Linked DNA regions of Homo sapiens: region 1 is linked to region 2. A link is a loop called in an ENCODE intact Hi-C map of the cell type or tissue named here. Cell type or tissue: CD4-positive, alpha-beta T cell. All regions are shown on one strand. Each heading gives the region's core, and the rest is flanking DNA. Links, peaks and the distances in the headings are about the cores only.

Evidence for each region. Peaks named below come from ENCODE experiments on the same cell type or tissue, not always from the same donor. Only the 100,000 strongest peaks of a DNase experiment are listed, where the experiment ranks them.
Region 1: it touches region 2 in a loop (36-fold over the local background); 53 of 110 quality-filtered maps call a loop at or near these places.

What each region holds. Positions count from the first base shown.
Region 1 is chr2:54,834,830-54,843,747 of GRCh38, forward strand. All of the region lies in intron 7 of EML6 (EMAP like 6), which reads left to right. Among named protein-coding and RNA genes, the nearest start is that of EML6-AS1, 88 kb to the left of the region's middle. In CD4-positive, alpha-beta T cell, for the core only: CTCF peaks have their summits at 3,932 (motif pointing left) and 4,132; a DNase peak (open chromatin) is centred at 3,932.
Region 2 is chr2:54,102,638-54,111,555 of GRCh38, forward strand. LOC105374615 (a long non-coding RNA gene) reads left to right here and starts at 3,666. Exons shown (of 2, transcript XR_940093.1): 1 at 3,666-3,704; 2 at 5,076-6,354. It also overlaps a transcript of ACYP2 not described here. In CD4-positive, alpha-beta T cell, for the core only: CTCF peaks have their summits at 4,540 and 4,739; DNase peaks (open chromatin) are centred at 1,274 and 4,484.

The DNA of each region.
Region 1 (8,918 bases), core at 620-8,619, 730 kb after region 2:
ATAGAATATTGCAGTTGCTTTGTAAGTTGCATTCCTGCTTCGACCACCATCCTCTGCACAGCAGCTAGAGGGATTATTTGAACTTTATGTGAGCCAGATCACATAATTGCTTTCCTCAAAACCCTGCAATGATTCATCTTACCCACAGTCAAAGTCCTTATGGCAGCCACCACCCTCCGCATTGCGCTGCTTCGCCCTGGCTGCTCCTTCCCCTCGCTGCTTCTCCCTCTGCCTGTGACACTCTTGCCTAGAATCTGCATGACTACTTCCCTCCTCTCCTTCAAACCTTTGCTCAAATAAAGCCTATGCTGATGATCTCTTCTAGAATTGCAACTCATTCTGCCTCTACCACTCCAAGTATTCCAAATCCCCTTCTCCCGGGTTTACCTTTCACCTTGTAACATACAGTATAATTTCTGTGTTATGTTCTTGGCTATTGTCTGTTTCCACAAAGGTAGGGATCTTTGTTCACTGATGCCTCCCACCCACTTAGGACGTGCCTAGTGTGTGCTGGAGTCCTGGAAGTAGCTGTCAGGTGAATGAAAAGTGTCATAGGACTGGAGGGTGGAGCCTTGTGGAGGAGCGCAAGTGATGAGGATGCAGAAGGAGGAACAGATAACTTGGTTTCTTTGTGTCAACCTGTGACATGCAAGCTTGCACTCCAAGGGCCAACTACAGGAGGTCTTAGAGGTTTAGGCAGGCATGTGGCATAATCGGATCTCCACTTAGTTCTCCTGCCCCAGAGCAGAGAGCAGACTGGGGTAGGATAGGATCAGAGGTAGGAGCCCAGGTGGTTGTTCCAGAGTGTTCATGCTTATTACTGTTTTTACTCCTCTGAGTACTGCGATGGTCAGATAGTCTAGCAGCTCTCAACCAGGAGTGATTTTTTGGACATTTGGCAGTGTCTGGAGACATTTTTGATTGTCGCAACTGCAGAGTTGCGACTGGCATCTATGGATAGAGGCCAGGGAAGCTGCTAAAAGTATTACAGTGGACAGGAGAGCCACCACAACAAAGAATTACCCAGCCCCAAATGTTGATAGTGTTGTTGTTAAGATCCCTTGCAGAGAACGTCCAAAAGACCAACTCTCAAACCTGAGAACACCCTTGTTTACGATAGAAGCAAAATAAGCACATCCTATTCTCCAGTCCCGCGGGCGGCTCCATTACTTACCTCTTGACTCCTTGCCTCTGTCACCGCTCTCCCTGTGTGCCCACCATTTTTCTCTGGGCTTGCCCTTCAGCCTCACTGTTCTGCTGAGAAGGTAGAAGAACACTGCAGAGGCCCGAGCCTCAGGAGCTGGAGACAGATTTGCAGCCAGGAGATGTGGTGTCACTGTGTGCGCAAGTTCCGTGTGTGACATGGTGTCAGAGGGCTGCTGGCCTGGCTTGTAGTAATTCCTCTGTAAATAACTCTCCTTAGCCAGCCTTATGTAAAAGCTAGCCTGGGTGGGTTTCCTCCCTGGGTGGGAGGCCATGGGCTTGGCTATGTGTTCTCATCTTCTGATATCTCACTAGGCTTTGTGTATCTTTCACAGTTCCCGTGGCTGTAGAATTTTGGATCCTGCGGAGTGGGTTTTGAAATGAGCAGAGATTTTGTAAAAAGAAATCTTTCCTATGAATTCTGCTGGAGATTCTCAGGCAGGGAGCCTTTGTGAACAGGAGCAGCAGGTCATAGGCAGTCCACGCTTAGGATGACCTGCAGCCCCAGCCCTGCGACTCTCCCAGCTCAGGGTCAGTGCTGAATGCCCACTCTGTGGTGGCCTTTGTGGTACACACTCTACACACAGGATCCCATTTAATCCTCAAACTCCCCTGGGGGTCCCCTGGCAGGGAGGCTTCTCAGGCTGAGGTCTGGGCAGTCACACAGGGCCTGGTACTCAGGAGGGCCCTGCGGTTGGTTGCATGCTTTGCTGTCACTTGCTTGGAATTCCTAATCGTTTTTTAGCAAGGGGCCCCACACTTCTGTTTTGCACTGGGCTCCAAAATCATTGGTGTTTATGAATCCCTGGGGAGATGCATGTCTTTCCTCCTTCATTTCTTTCACATTTCCAAACTCTGTCTTCAGCATTACCCTTAGAACATCAGAAGTCCCTGCAAGGCCCAGAGCTCCTGTGCCCAGGATCCAGGCTCCCTAGGTGGCCTCAGCCACCCCTTCCTGAGGGGCTGCAAGGGCGGGGGGTTTTGAAGATCTCTGCTGTCTTTTCCACACCCTCTACCAATACTCCCTCTTAAGTTTGGGTGAAATTACTCTTCCTCTCTCTCTTGTTCTTATTACCTTTTAACCTCTTGCACTCAAGGCATTCCCTGGTTTTGCATCCTTAATAAGGTTAGGTTTACAGGAGACAGCCACAACCTTGTCTTGTTTCACCTTCAGTACCATGTCCTGGGCATACATTCACAGATACAGGAAATAACTTTGTGGGGAAGGGTATTAACTCCACACTTGAACTGCCTGAATCCTCATTTTTTTTCCCCCTATTGCTAGCTTGCTCTGTGACTTGAGGCAAGTAATACAAACTTTCTATGCTGTTATTTCCTCATCGGTTCAGCACGTATTTACTAGCCCCGTTGAGGGCCTGGCGCTGTCCATGGGGTTAATGATAATGCCACCTCCTAAGCACTCACGGGCACTCACGGGCACACGGCTTGGTTAAGTTGGTGAGAATCCTTACTGCCCACCTGCAGGGCTTGCTTGTTTATCTCAAAGTCGACTTCTCACAGGTGCTACTGTCTTTTTTGTCATTTGCTCATCATCTTTGGGCTTTCCGATCCAGTGGGGTAGAGTTTGCCAGCATGTGACTGAAGAACCACTGCATTAGAATCAGCTGGTGACCTGCTGGGCACTCTGAATTTTCAACAATCTGACATGCAAGAACACACTAGGTGGAGAATGGCTTGAGCAGGCAGTGGTTCTCAGCCCTGGGGAGCTAAAAGTAATGAAGTCTTGCTCTGGTCCAGACCAACTGGGAGGAATATCTGGGAGGGGCGCAAGCATCTGTGTCTTTTAAATGCTCTCTCTGTAGATTCTGGTGTACATTGAGGGTTGGGAACAACCATGCCTGGCCCTTTACCATATCAGGCCTTGGAACATGGGTTTTAAGAACACTATTAAATACGAGCCTCTGCCTGCTTTCAGTTTTCCCCTCTTGGACCAAATAATTGGGAGAAAAGGCCATTTTCTTCCCCAAATGGTTTGTTCTCTTTGTGTGCTGGAACATAGCCTTTTCCTCTGTGAGTTTGCAGTGCCAGCAGATCAAAATTATAATAGCAAATGACAAAAGCTAAGTTGTAAGATAAGGCAGAGTAACTAAGACTCTAGGAAAGGCCCATAGGGCACTTCATAGTTCCTGGCACTGCCACCTTACAGGGCTCGGATGTGACCACACATACAGCAAGTTGTTCTGTGCTGAGATGTGAACTTAATAGAAAGATCCTGACCTAGCACAAAACCCGCGGGTTAAAATAATAGCATAATGTATTGATTCATTCCTCAGTGCCAGACACTGGGTCATGTGTTGTTGTGTTGAATTCTCACAATGCTATGAAGTGTGAGTGCTAATAATCTCCACTTTACAGATGGAGGAACTAACGATATGAATGACTAAATACCTTACCATGTCACACAGCTGGCAACGGCTGGTATATAAATCCAGTTCATATATTTAACTGTTCAAAATAAACTAGTGGTAGAAAATAAGCAATGTCCCTTAGTAATGAGGTCTGATTTGATATTCACAGACTAGATCTCCCCATGGCCAGGCTTCAGGACTGTAGCAGAGGGAATTGGAAGGTTGCTGTTTCTCTTCTCTGGTCTGAGTATAAAATCAGGGCCACGGACTGGTGAGGATTTGGTCTTGGCATAAGAGGATTTTTTTGGTTTAGATGGGTGATTTGCTCTCTACCGCCATCTGCTGGCTCTCTGTACCAAGCATAGGCCCAAGCTCCACGTTTCTCATCACAAGTGGCACAGGGTATGGTGTCCAAATGTGGACACCTCATCTGTGTGGTGAAACGCCTTCAGTTCACAGTGTCAAAAGTAACAATGATGTGTATTTCTCCAGGAAAGAGAACTTCTGTGGTTTTAAATAATGAGGATGGTTTCTCCTGTTTCTCTTAACTACTGATGGATTTGTAACCATATTCCAAATACTAGCTTATATTTCTCTGACTCCCAGAGCAGAATAGAAAGCAGTATAAGACAGCTTCGTTGCCTTCTAATGCTGCAGCTGCCTTGGTCAGCCCAGCTGGGACATCATGATTACATTTCTGTTCTCTGGGTTTGTGTCAGAAGTAGAAACTAAGCCTGGATAGACAGGAGAAGGGAATTAATGTCAGAACTTTGTCAGGGATCTGCCATTCACCAAGGTCTCACCAGAAGGTTCCCAGAAGAGACTGTGTGGTTCTCTTTACCACTCTTGCATGCAGAAGAACAATTAGGTTAAAAAAGGATGGCAATGGGATGTTATTAGGAAACATGAATACAGCTTTTGACACACTGATGTCTTCCTTTTTAAAATGGTTATCTAAGGAATGAGAGTGACCTGGTATTGTATCTATTGCCTGGTGGACAGACGCCATGAGATTGACTTGTCTGATGTGACAAAAGACAATTGATGTGTTGAAAGAACTGAGTACTTAGGGAGAGACGCAGTTGCTCTCTGAGAGAAAATGTTCACAGCTCATTAAGTTGATATTGCAAGCAATGAAAATGTAGCAACTCCTTCTCTTGTTCTCTTCCCTTCCACCCATGTGTAGCCAGAAATAATCCTTGCTAAGCTCCGCCTTTACGTTGGTTAGTTCAGTGGAACCCTTTTTCAAATGAAATCGGAGATGGTGAGGTGTCAAGGGAAATGCAGCAGTGGGATCCTCAAACTCCCGCCTCTTGCTGTCCTATTTCCTGGCCCTCTCCTTGCCAGGAACCTGGCACTCTTCTGAGGAATGCAAGAGCTCCCTGGATATGGTCTGAAAAACACTGAGTGCCATGTGACTTGACTGGTTCATTAGTCTGGGCTGAGTTGGAAGGTTTTGGTCTTTGTTCCTGAGCCTCTTAAAATTTTTTAAAAGAGAGGATATATAGATATATATTTAATGTCGATATTTAATTCCAGGTTGTGGGTTATTATAATCTTTTTTCCTTGCTGAATTTATTCCCCCAAATAAGGTTAAAAATAGCAGGACAATAAATACAGTAAAAAAGTAGATTATTTAGTTTTTGCTGATGTTGGAAAATCATTAACTCTTTGCTTCCTGATAATGCTGAAGAGTACAGCATTAAATCCTTTCTGTAATAAAGCATAAATAGATACTTGACCAAATACAGCTCCAGGCCCTTGGGACAAATTCAAGTCATTTGGCCTTGAGAGGCCAGACATGCTGTTGGAGGCCTTGGGAGAACTGGTGTGTTCATGCTTACAGTGAAGCCATGGATTCCAGACCTGCCTGGAAAAGGGCCGTGTCTTTAAAACAATCAATGGCATTATAAAAGGACTATGATCTGAATATTCAATAACAGTTAAAATATATAACGTATCACTAAGATGTAATGTATATGTCTATATCTGTATACAATGTATGTGTATATAGGTACACATATACATTTGCATCACTTTAGTTTTTGATGCATGGATATCTGCTTACATATGTCTGGCCCCTTTTTCAAATGTAATCTTCATTACGGTAGGGGCCTATCTTGTTCACTGTTAAGCTCCACTGTCAGGCACAGAGTAGTGCTGAATAAAAATTTCTGAAATAAAGGAATGAATATATCCCATCTTTGAATGTTCTTACTGAGTAACAAGGGTGGTATCTTTTATTTCTTGGCATCTCCAAGGACTCAAATATTTGATTTTGATGTTTTATTTCATTTGCTCAGTAATCTTTATTGAGCATCTACCACGTGACAGTCACTGTGCCAGGTATTGAGGATATAGCAGTAAATAAAACTGATAAAACTCTCTTCACAGACCTTTCTATTCTACTGAGAGGAAGCAGACAATAAATACAGTAAAAGTAGATTATTTGTTTTTTGCTGATGTTGAAATATCACTGACTCTTCTTCCTTCCTGATGATGCTGAAGAGCAAAGCATTAAACCCTTTGTGTAATAAAAGTAGATGATGCAAAGCCTGCTAGGGAGACAACTAATTCAGCCCCTCCTCCCAAGCCCCTGCAGGAGCTGAGAAAAACACCAGGGAGAAAACGGGAATATGTTGACTCCTGAGTGGTAATGAAACCCCGAAAAGGGTAGGCAAAGAGATCAGGACAAGGAGGGGGGGCTGTGGCAACAGGATCATGGGCGCAAGGCCGTGTGGTTCTCTGCAGCTGAGCTGCATGCCCTGTCAGCTTGCAATGACATCCTGACTGCTTTCACCATACATCTGTCCTTCCCATCCTTGAAAGCCCATCCTGATGTTTGCAGTGGAGGATTTTGATTAATTGACCCTGAACTACTGTTGCCAGGGTGTCTCTACTCCTCCTGGCGGGAATAATACATCGGCCTGTGTGCTTTTTCCCACCATTTCAAGACCTGTAGCAATGAATTCAGAGGAAGGAGTAAAGACAGTTATCTCATGTATTTGTTTAAAGCCTTATGCCTTGAAAAACTACTTTCTCTTAATAAATGCATTTATCTCATTGGATCCTCTCGGGACCACAGTGAAGTGATTAAGATCAAGATTATAGTTAGGATGTCCGCGTACCCCAAATTACCCCTTCTGTTGTCCCAGCATCCCAGCTGGTTTAGTATTTGTCTTGGCTTTTTTTTTTTTTTTTTTCTTTTGAGACAATCTTGCTCTGTCGCCCAGGCTGGAGTACAATGGCACAATCTCAGCTCACTGCAAGTCCCTCCGCCTCCCAGGCTCATGCCATTCTCGTGCCTCAGCCACCCGGGTAGCTGGGAATACAGGTGCGTGCTACCATGTCCAGCTAATTTTTCTATTTTTAGTAGAGACGGGATTTCACCATGTTGGCCAAGCTGGTCTCAAGCTCCTGGCCTCAAGCGATCTGCCTGCCTCAGCCTCCCAAAGTGTTGGGATTACAGGCATGAGCCACCGTGCCTTGCCATTTTTTTTTTAATAGACTTTATTTTTTAGGACAGTTTAGGTTCAGAACAAAATTGAGAATGTAGAGAGACTTACCATATACCCCTTCCCACCCACAACACACATACATAGCTTCCCTCACTATCAATGTGCCCCACCAGAGTGGTACATTTGTTCCAGTGGGTGAAGCTACCTTGACGTGTCATTATCACCCAGATGCCGTAGTTCATGTTAGAGTTCACTCTTGGTGGCGTATATTCTGTGGGTTTTGACAAATGTGTAATGACATGTCTCCACCATTATAGTATCCTACAGGATAGTTTCACTGCCCTAAAAATCCTCCATACTCTGCCTGTTCATCACTCTGCCTATTTATCTCTCTGCCCCAGATTTTTAATTTTGCAGTAAACAGTTTTTAGAATGTTATAATTGAAAATACTTTGATAGAACTATTTAGTAGGTCTTTCAACATAAGAAAGCTGCTTCCTTAGTCAAATACTTCAAAGTATTATGTAAATTTAGTTTTAGAGCCTCTTAAAGGCGTTCTAATTGGAATGACAGATTACTTGGTCACCATAATTACAGTCTATATCTTAAGGGGAGAAAAATTGGTCCCCAGCAAGGAAAGAATACTCCTATGTCTAGCCAGCTGGACCTAGAGCAGGAGTAGAGGCCAAGTCCTCGAACGTCTGATACTTTCTATCCCAGAGACACAGTGCCTGCTGGGGAGGCAAATTGGAGCCCATCACATCCTGGCCTTGTTTTAAAGTATTTAGGAAATTGATATTGCTTCTGTATTTCTAATTCGGATTCAAAAACTCACTGCCTAAACAAATAACAAACCCAGTAAGGAACAGAACAGACTGCAAAAAATCCAAGATACTGAGACTCAGGCAAGTGAGGACCTGCCTAGGGAGGATGAAATAGTACTACTGAGAGGGACGTGTGGACTTTAAAGGAGTACTATGCTTTTGGAGAAGAGGCTTGTGGAGAAGATTCCATAAATTAAGTCGGTGAAGAATAGTATTTTCACTGATAAATGTTTGATGGTATTTTGAGATTGAAATTGGAGTTTCATTTGCATATTTCTGAGACATGGTGCATCTGTTTATTCCGTAGGATATATCTAGATTCTGATCAAATATGTATTAAACTTGTTTAATATGATCATCAGCTGTTCTGTAGTGTCACCCACGTATAATTTTAACACAATGTTATTCCTAAAGGTTGAACTGATTCTTCTCTGATAGCAAATCTGAAGGAAATTATTCTGAAGGTTAGGTTTTCATGAAGACCAATTTATCATCTTATATTTACTTGATGATATAGTATTTAAAATACATTCTACTGTTTAAGACCAGCCTGGGCACCACATAGCAAGACCTTGTCTCTAGAAAGAAAAAAAACTAGTCTAGGCATGGTGTTGCACACCTGTAGTCCCAGTTACTTGGGAGGGTGAAGCAGGAGGATTACTTTGAGCCCCGGAAGTCGAGGCTTCAGTGAGCTACAGTGCTACCACACTCCAGCCTGGGCAACAGAGTGAGACCTTGTCTCTAAAAAATAAAAACAAACAATCCTGCTGTAGAAACACATAGTTATCCTAAGTCAAGGAAAAGCAGCCACTCTTTTGCAAACTAGATTACAAGGGGTGGAGGAAACATCCAGCGCTTGTAAGAAAATAACACAGAATGGGCTGGGCGTGGTGGCTCATGCCTGTAAACCCAGCACTTTGGGAGTCCGAGGCGGGCGGATCACGAGGTCAGGAGATCGAGACCATCCTGGCTAACACGGTGAAACCCCGTCTCCACTAAAAATACAAAAATTAGCCGGGTGTGGTGGTGGGCATCTGTAGTCCCAGCTACTTGGGAGGCTGAGG
Region 2 (8,918 bases), core at 332-8,331:
CAAAAAAAAAAAAAAAAAAAAAAAAAAAAAAAAAAAAGAATATATTGGCTCATGCAACTGAGAAGTCTAGTTGAGAGTTCTTCTTTCAGGAACAGGGGCTCAAACAATATCATCAGGACTTGCTTTTTATCTTTTGCCCTGCTCTCCTCTTTGTTGGCTTCATTCTGAGGCAGGCTTTCTCTCTTGCCTGTTGGCAAAATGATTCCTGATAGCTCCAGGGTTAAATGATTCAGCAGTCTCATGGGTCTCAAAGGGAATACCTCATTTCTAATGGGTCCCACAAAGGTTCTGAGGAAGGAAGACTTTGGTTGGCCTGGTTTCCAAATTGTGTCCATCCCTACCTCTCATTGTAGCAGAGGTATAAAAAAATCTGATGAGTTAGGATTGGGTTATATGCCACCCCTGCACAAGGGTAAGGGAAGGCATTAGCTCCCCTAAAATCACAAGGACTAATAGGGGAGAAAGAGGGTTTGTAAAAGACAAAAAAAGAGTGGATACTGTGCCAGCAAAAGAAAAAATTTATATTACAAGTATCATCAGCTCTCCCACAACCACATGTTGGAGTGTGTGAGAAAGAAGTTTTCTATCAAAAGTTGGGGAGAAGGAATAATGCATAGATAAAAGCAACACATGTCCACCACATCATTGTTTTATTTCACATTCATTCATAAACATTATTTCAGATATCTGTTGATCATTTGCATTTGGGTTTTTATGAGTTATCTGTCCATTTTGCTGTTAGGACAGTGCTTTTAAGGTGTTCCTAACATCTTAACCTTGGTCTTAATTCCTTTCAGTTTTGCATGCTGGAAATGTTTTTTTTCCAGTTTGTCATTTGCTTCCTAACTTTGTTATTTACATTTTTATTCAAGATTACTGTTTTAAATTACACATAGATCCATGCAATGGGTATTATGCTTTTACTCATCCTCATTCTAAACACTAAATAGTTGTATGGCTTAGTTATTACTCTGATTTAACTTCTGTGGCCCAGTTTTCTCATCTGTAAAATGGGCCATTGATTTTCTTCCTATTCTTCTAACATGTTTATGACTATGAAATATGATTTATTTATTTGAAAATATAGAGCTCAAGAAAGTGAATAGGAAATATTAGAGAATAGTGTTCTGAGCATTAAATATCAGAGGATCTTTAATGGTATCCCACAGGGAGTACTATGAGTGATTCATATGCAGCTTGATGTTGCTCTGTAGCCAAATAGAGCAGAATAAGCCCCTCCCCTTCCCCACCCTTTGCCCTAGCCGGCCAGGTCATGCAGCAGGCAGAGGAAATGCCTGCAGCTACACTGAATACAGATGCCAGTCAGATCCTGCAGGTTAGAGAGAGTGCTGCAAGGCTAAGCTAAACAGACCAAAGCCAGCCCCAGGTTGAACAAGAAAGCAGGCAGCCAGTATTTTCCTGAGTGTAACTGTGGGTACTGCCTCTATTGGCGGTAGAGACTTGGTACTTAAAATGAACTTCGAGCTGTTCCAAATGTACAGATTAAGAACATCTGGCATGTAGAATTAGGATTCTGATGGGAGATATATACTGATGCTGCCTGGTGTGGGACAAGAGTACATTGATGCATGGATGATGATCAGTAGTCTTGGAGAACAGAATCAAGATAGGATGAGAAAAGAAAGTATTCTTTGATTATAATGACTAAGTGTTCATAAATTCCTTCATGAGGAAGAAGTGGAAATTATCAGAGCCTCCCACTATGTACCTTTGGTATTATAGTGTATTATATATTTATTTTAAAATTGGTGTGTAGTAAAATGGATAACCATAAAAGGGCAAGCTTAGTCATGTAGCTCAAGTCCTTTTGTCACCTTTGTAAAGAACTTTTCCAGGTTTTGTTAAGTAGACATTTTTGATGTAGTTAGATTTTACCAAACTGCTAGATACAGAACTCTGGAGCCTGAGTGATACACCAAATAAACAGTCACCTTACAGGCTACTGTTTTAGTCTTATGTTAGTCTGAGTATTCTACACTTGACAAAAATCACTTTGACAATGAGAAAGTATTACATAAAAGTCATTTATCACAATCCCTCAGATCAGCAATCCTCAACCCTGGCTAAACAGTAGAACTACCTGAGAAGCTTTTTAACAACTGCTGATGGCTGGCCCAGCACCATATTAATTACATTAAAATTTCTGGAGATGGGAAGAACACTCCCCAAGTTCCCCAAGTGAACATAATGTGCAACTAGACAAAAAAGGCTGATAGGGGATTGCACAAAAAGTGGGGTCTAGTCAGGTCTTAGAGGATAACTGTGTCCACAGTGTAACACTGTGTTACAAGCTGAGGCATGGGGTATAATTCAGGTATTCCCTTCGAAGCCTACACAATTGTTAGCAAACTATCTAGTGGTCTCTGGAAGATATTTTTGGGGAAATATTCAGATGTTTTTTGAATACTATTTTGTTGAAAACAATTCAGGAAATTTCCCCCCAGGAAAACTTCTGATTTGCAGCATGCAACATAGAGCCTGAGCACTCTTCCCCGGCTTCCCACTGTACTTGGAACAGGAACCAGACTCCACCGTGGCTTCCACAGCCTGGCATGACCTTTCTCCTTGCCTTGACTGAAAGCTGTATTTAATGCCACCATCTCATATTTTATAATGCAGCAGCCACACTGGGCTTCTTTCAGTTTCTCCTACTTGGGAAACTCGAGCTTTCTACATGCTATTCCCTCTGCGTGGATTAAGTTCTCCCACCTTTCTTCTTGGTTTCTTCTTATCCATTCTTCAGCGATCACTTCCCCAGAGACCTTCCCAGACAACCTCTCTAAGCCCTAATCTACCCCCATCTCTAAATTTTTTAAATTTATTTATTTATTTATTTTTGAGGCAGGGTCTCGTTTTATTGCCCAGGCTAGAGTACAGTGGCATGATCATGGCTTACCTCCCTAGCTCAAGTGATTCTCCCACCTCAGCCTCCCAAGTAGCTGGGACTACAGGTGCAGCCTCCCGAGTAGCTGGAACTACAGCCAAACCACCATGTCTGGCTAATTTTTGTATTTTTTGTGGAGAAGGGTTTTGCCATGTTGCCCGGGCTGGTCTCTAACTCCTGGGCTCAAGCGATCCTCCTGCCTCAGGCCCCCAAATTGCTGAGATTACAGGCATGAGCCATTGCGCCTGGACCCTATTAATAAATAAAACATCACCTTCTCCCCAGCACCTACACATGGCACATACTGGGTATTCAGTAAACATCTGTTGAATGAGTGAATGAAAGACTGTTGAAGGCAGTGTGGCAGAGTGGAAAGAACACTGAATTTTTCCGCAAAAGGCCGGATTCTAGATGGGGTTCAATCCTTTAAATGTTCTAAGACTATTTCTTTGTCTTTAAAGTATAGTACCTGTCCTACTTAGTTCTGTACCTGTAAATATAAAATGGAAGTTGGTATATAAAAGTGTCATAATAATCATAAAATGCCACTGCAAATGTAAGTTAATGTACTATTCATGGACTCAAAAGGAAATCACATATAGTCAATCAGCAAAATGTTTTTCAGTGCTGAATTATTGACACTGTACTGCATTCATCACTATTATCAACCTTTTAAAGGTAAGATTTAATTTTTTTAATTTTTAAAATTATTATTATTATTTTATTTGTAGAGATGGGTTGCCCAGGCTGGCCTCAAGTGATCCTCCCGCCTTGGTCTCCCAAAGCACAGAGATTACAGGTGTGAACCACCGTTCCCAGACAAATATCAGATTTTATGAGTAAGGATGAAAAGTAAATAATTCTAGGTGAAATATTTTTATACTGCAAAAAGCTTCCTATGTCCACGTAAAAACCATCTTATTTACTTAACAAGAGATCTCTGAGACACACAGTCTTTATGAAAAGCTAATTTTAAAGGATATAGTAGATGCATATGCTGTCAACATAATGTCTCATATAATAAGAGTTCAACTAACATTTACCAGACAAATTTTTGAGATGGAGTCTTGCTCTTGTTGCCCAGGCTGGAGGCTACAATGGCATGATCTCGGCTCACTGCAACCTCTGCCTCCTGGGTTCAAGCGATTCTCCTGCATCTGCCTCCTGAGTAGCTGGGATTATAGGTGCCTGCCACCAAGCCCGGCTAATTTTTGTATGTTTTAGTAGAGACGGGGTTTCACTGTGTTGGCCAGGCTGGTCTTGAAGTCCTGACCTCGTGATCCGCCCCCCCTCGGCCTCCCAAAGTGTTGGGATTACAAGCGTGAGCCACCATGCCCGGCCAAATTTTGCTTTTCTTATAACATCCATATCTAATTGTAATTCATGGTCAAGATACTTTAATACTTAAGTCATCTGTTGAGTGAAGGGTACTAACAGTAATTAAACAGCCTGTCATTTAGGGGTTTAGCATGCACCTAAAAGTATTTTAGAAGTGTGTCACCGAAATGAAAGACATTTAGGTGGCACTAGCTTCCTGAAGACTGAAAGAGTAACCCTACCCACGGGAACTGCCTTGCCTTGGGTAGATGGTAGGTGGCAGCAACAGACCAGAAATTATGGTTAACTAGAGCGCTAGACATGTTCTTTTTAATGTTATTCTATCATTTTTTTCCAAAATAAAATAATATAGCTGCAAACCAAGTAGATAGTAAAAATAAATAAGCATGATGTGACTAATTTGCATAATACAGGCTACCTAAGCCTTTATTTATTCTATAATCTTTCAACAGCAATTTATTTTTCAACAGCTCTAAGCTTGGTTTTGTTACTATTCTTAGCTTGTTTTTTTTTGTTACAATCTTTATTTCTTCTCTTTGTAAGTGTTGAAAATTTTAATGCTCCTCTATTGACAGAAAGGGATGGCATATTTGAACTTTCATTCTGCCTAACCTTTGTTCTATTCCTGTTGTGAAGATTTTGCCCCAGACATTGCACTGGTCAAGGTTTAGTTACTGAAAAAATAATCCATTCCAGACAGTTTAAACAGAAATTGTTTAACACTGGGCATTAAATGGCTTATGAAGTTGTTGGCAGGGCTAATGAAAGAGGCTCTTGGTCACTCACTCTCAATCTGAGCTTCGTATCACAAGCATCTGGGTTGCTTTTTTAGAATATCAATTCGGGAATCCATTGCTGACATAATGAATCAAAACCTTTGGGCATAAACTCCCCTGGAAATTCAAATGTTGAGATCAGATAGAGATCCACTTTGAGGCTGAAGTTTTAGGATGGACTTTTACTGCAGAACTGGGCCATCAAGGGATCTACTGATCCTGCAATAGGAAACCATTTGCTGAATTGGGAAGTTGTTGCTATAGCTGCTGGATTCAAAACAATGCATCCCCTGCCATCATCAGAAGCTGCCATGCTCTGGAAACTGCCACATCCAAAAAGCTGCCACTCCGGGACCCGCCAAGCTTGCTATGATATTAATTAGTAAAACAGATGTCCTGTGCCCTGCCTCTTGGTGCCCCACAAGCCAGTGAACAGTCAGTTAACAATGGCACAGAATAACTAAACTCCTCCGCGACTGTGCTTATCACAGAACCAGCAGCAGATGGCCCCTGCCTCACTCATACCCTCCCTCCACATCTACAATTTTAATTCTGCTGGTGGAAACTCTATCACATGAGGAATCTTAATTGCAAGAATGTCCAGGGTTTGTAGCTTTAAACTTCCCAGCCCTACAGAAACAGAAAGTCCAGCTAGAAAGAGATTGCAATGGATGTGTGTACCAATCCACTGTTTCACCAAGGACATCATGAAGTAGATGAGTTATTTTAAAGACACGAAGGCCCTTGTTGTCACACTAGCCCAGACCTGCGGGTAAATCTGAGTCAAGCCCTTTCGGGAGTTTAAGTGTGTGTGAACTAAGAAGAAATCAGGACGAATCTCTTCCCCGGATAGGCTCCTTGCTTCCATAGGAAAAGCAAACCTGATACCAGCTGAAGTCCACGCCTGGGGGATATTAGGAAGGGAGGGGTCTGTGTTGCCTACTTTTTGTCTGAGCTGGTGGCTGGCCCTTTTTCCCCCGAGTTGGTGGCTGGCCCTTTTTCGCCTTCCCTGTCTTGTTGTGATAGCTCATAGTCTGGGCACACTCTGTTCAAAATCTGACTTTGCCATTTTTTGCCTCCTTGGTGTGTCCAAGCAGTGGCATCTGTGATTAGTTGCCTCCTGATGTAATATTAACTTTACCTTTTTCTCACTCAATACCTTCAGATGCCTACTTCCTGTTTTCTAAAGGACTCAATGCTAATTATAATGATATTTTCCTTTACTTTTCCTTACTTCTAGATATATTCTTTTGCATTTTATATTATTTCTTCCTCTGGAAATGAACTATTTCTGTAATACATTCTTTTCATTAATAAAGGTTTTAGTATATTTGATTATCTACTTGTTCTTCTTTATGCCAGTTCAGATATGCTTTAGTGCTTTGAAAGTTAACTGTTTGGTCCTATCTATGCCTGAGCATGACTTCAGGGTTGCCTCGAAATTTAAATTATATGCCCACAATTCACAATTGCAAAAATATGGAACCAGCCCAAACGCCCATCAATCAATGAGTAGATAAAGAAAATGTGGTATACATATATATGCACATATACCATGGAATACTACTCAGCCATAAAAAGAAATGAAATAATGGCATTCACAGCAACCTGGATGGAACTGGAAACTATCGTTCTAAGTGAAGTAACCCAGGAATAGAAAACTAAATATCGTATGTTCTCACTGATAAGTGGAAGCTAAGCTATGAGGATGCAAAGGCATAAAAATGACACAGTGGACTTTGGATACTCGGGGGAAAGGGTGGGAGGGGGTGAGGGATAAAAAAACTGCATATTGGGTACAGCGTACACTGCTTGAGGGATGGGTGCACCAAAATCTCAGAAATCACCACTAAAGAACTTATTCATGTAACCAAACATCACATGTTCCCCCAAACCTATTGAGATAAAACATAAATTTAAAAATAAAAAAAATTATATGCCTGTATACTGAAATGGTGAATCTGCTCATGCACCACATTGAGAAATTATTTTGAAATGTTATTATGAAAACATATAATAGGATACTAAAATAAACTTTCAGAAAGTAAAATTTTAATTTTAGAATAGTTGTTGATTAAAAAAATTATTGTGAATATAGTAGAGTTCCCATATGCCCCACATTCAGTTACCCTATTATTAATATCTTAATATTAATAAATAGTATTTTCTACCATTGTTAATGATAAATGGTATATTTGTTGCAATTAATGAACCAATATCAATATCTCATTATTAACTAAAGTTTGTACTTTATTCAGATGTCCTCAGTTTTCACCTCAAGTTCTTTTTCTGTCCCACGATCCCACCAAGGATACTAACATTGCATCTAGTCATCAGGTCTCCTTAGGCTCCTGGTAGATGCTTCTCAGGCTTTCTCTGTTTCTGATGACCTTGACAGTTTTGAGGATTACTAGTCAGGCATTTCGTAGAATTAAATTATATTCTCTTCAATTTTTAATTTTATTTTTAAACTTCACGTAAGCATTTTAAACACACACAAAATTAGAGAATAGTATAATGAATCCCCATCTACCCAAGACCCAGCTTCAAAACTGTCACCATTTCCAAGTTTATTCTATCTAAACTGTCCTACCTGCCAACCCTGAGGATTTTAAATCAAGCGCCAAATATTATATCATAGTACCCTTATGTATTTCAGTACATGCCTCTAACAGATAAGGCCTTTAAAGAATATACCCACGATGCCGTTATCACAGTGACAAAGTTAATGATGATTCTGTAATGTTTAGTAGTCAGCCTACATTCAAAGTTCCCCAATGGTCTAAAAAATGTCTTGTTCAAGTTTACGTACTCAAATCAGGATCCAAACAAGGTATATGTATTGAATTCTGTTGATTTGAAAAACAGGACTTTTATCTCTGCTTTAGCTGAGACCTGGGACTGAAAACAAAACCATAGTTATAGCTACATTTTGAGATGAGGTGCTAAACTCCCTGTGTTGTGCAAAAGGGGCATTTTAAAAGAGTTTTAAGATTTTTAGTCCAACACCCACCTCAGGATCCAGAGTATTTCTTTGGGGAAATGCAGTAGGGAACTGTGGCTTTTTTCCCTCCCACCGTGGGAGAGAGAAGCAAGGTGTCGCCCCATCACCCCAAGCTCAGTGAGACAGTCTTTAAGAAAACCTCTCTGAGAACTCGGTGTTTACTCCTTGGAGCTAGAAAGACACGTTGACCGATACCTGAGGAAAGGAAAGAGGAAAGGCTGTGGCTGGAGATGTCTGAAAAATGACTGCCAAGCAGAGCAAAGAGAGGTGGTTGAGTTCAGAGCAATCTGTGACTTCTATCACTGGTAGGGCAGAGATATGAGCCTCCATAACTAGATATGATGGGAGGGAGGGATGTGGTCCTGTGGTCAGTTTAAAATGGATCCCACCCAGATGGCCTTCTTGCTGGGGGCTAGTCTCTTTCAGCAGAAAGAGGTTGGAGGTGTAGCATTTAATACAGAAGCTGGGATGGGGCACTTAATACAGAAGCTGGGATACGGCTGTAGAGAGAACTGGCATAGCCTAACAAGGGAGCAGCAGTCAAGAATTCCAAGTGGGGTGAAGCTCTGAGTCCCTACAAAAAGAATCCTGCAAAATAAGTAGTCAGCTTTGAATATTCACCATTCCCAGAGAGCCTAAATGGATTTCAAAAGTACTTGTTTGTTCCCATTTTCAGCTAGGTAGGGGGAAACTAAGGCAAGGGCGGGGGGGACCAACCATGCCCTCTCCTCACTTCAGCATACTCAGTACCAAGCTGGGAGAGGGAAGACACTTTAATGTTACATATCCTTCTGACTTTTTAATATTAAATTGGACTGTGACAAAGAAAAATTGGTTCAAACCTGGGACAGAATCTCCTTCTGGAAAGAAATCTGCTTTGCTGATAGAACGCTTA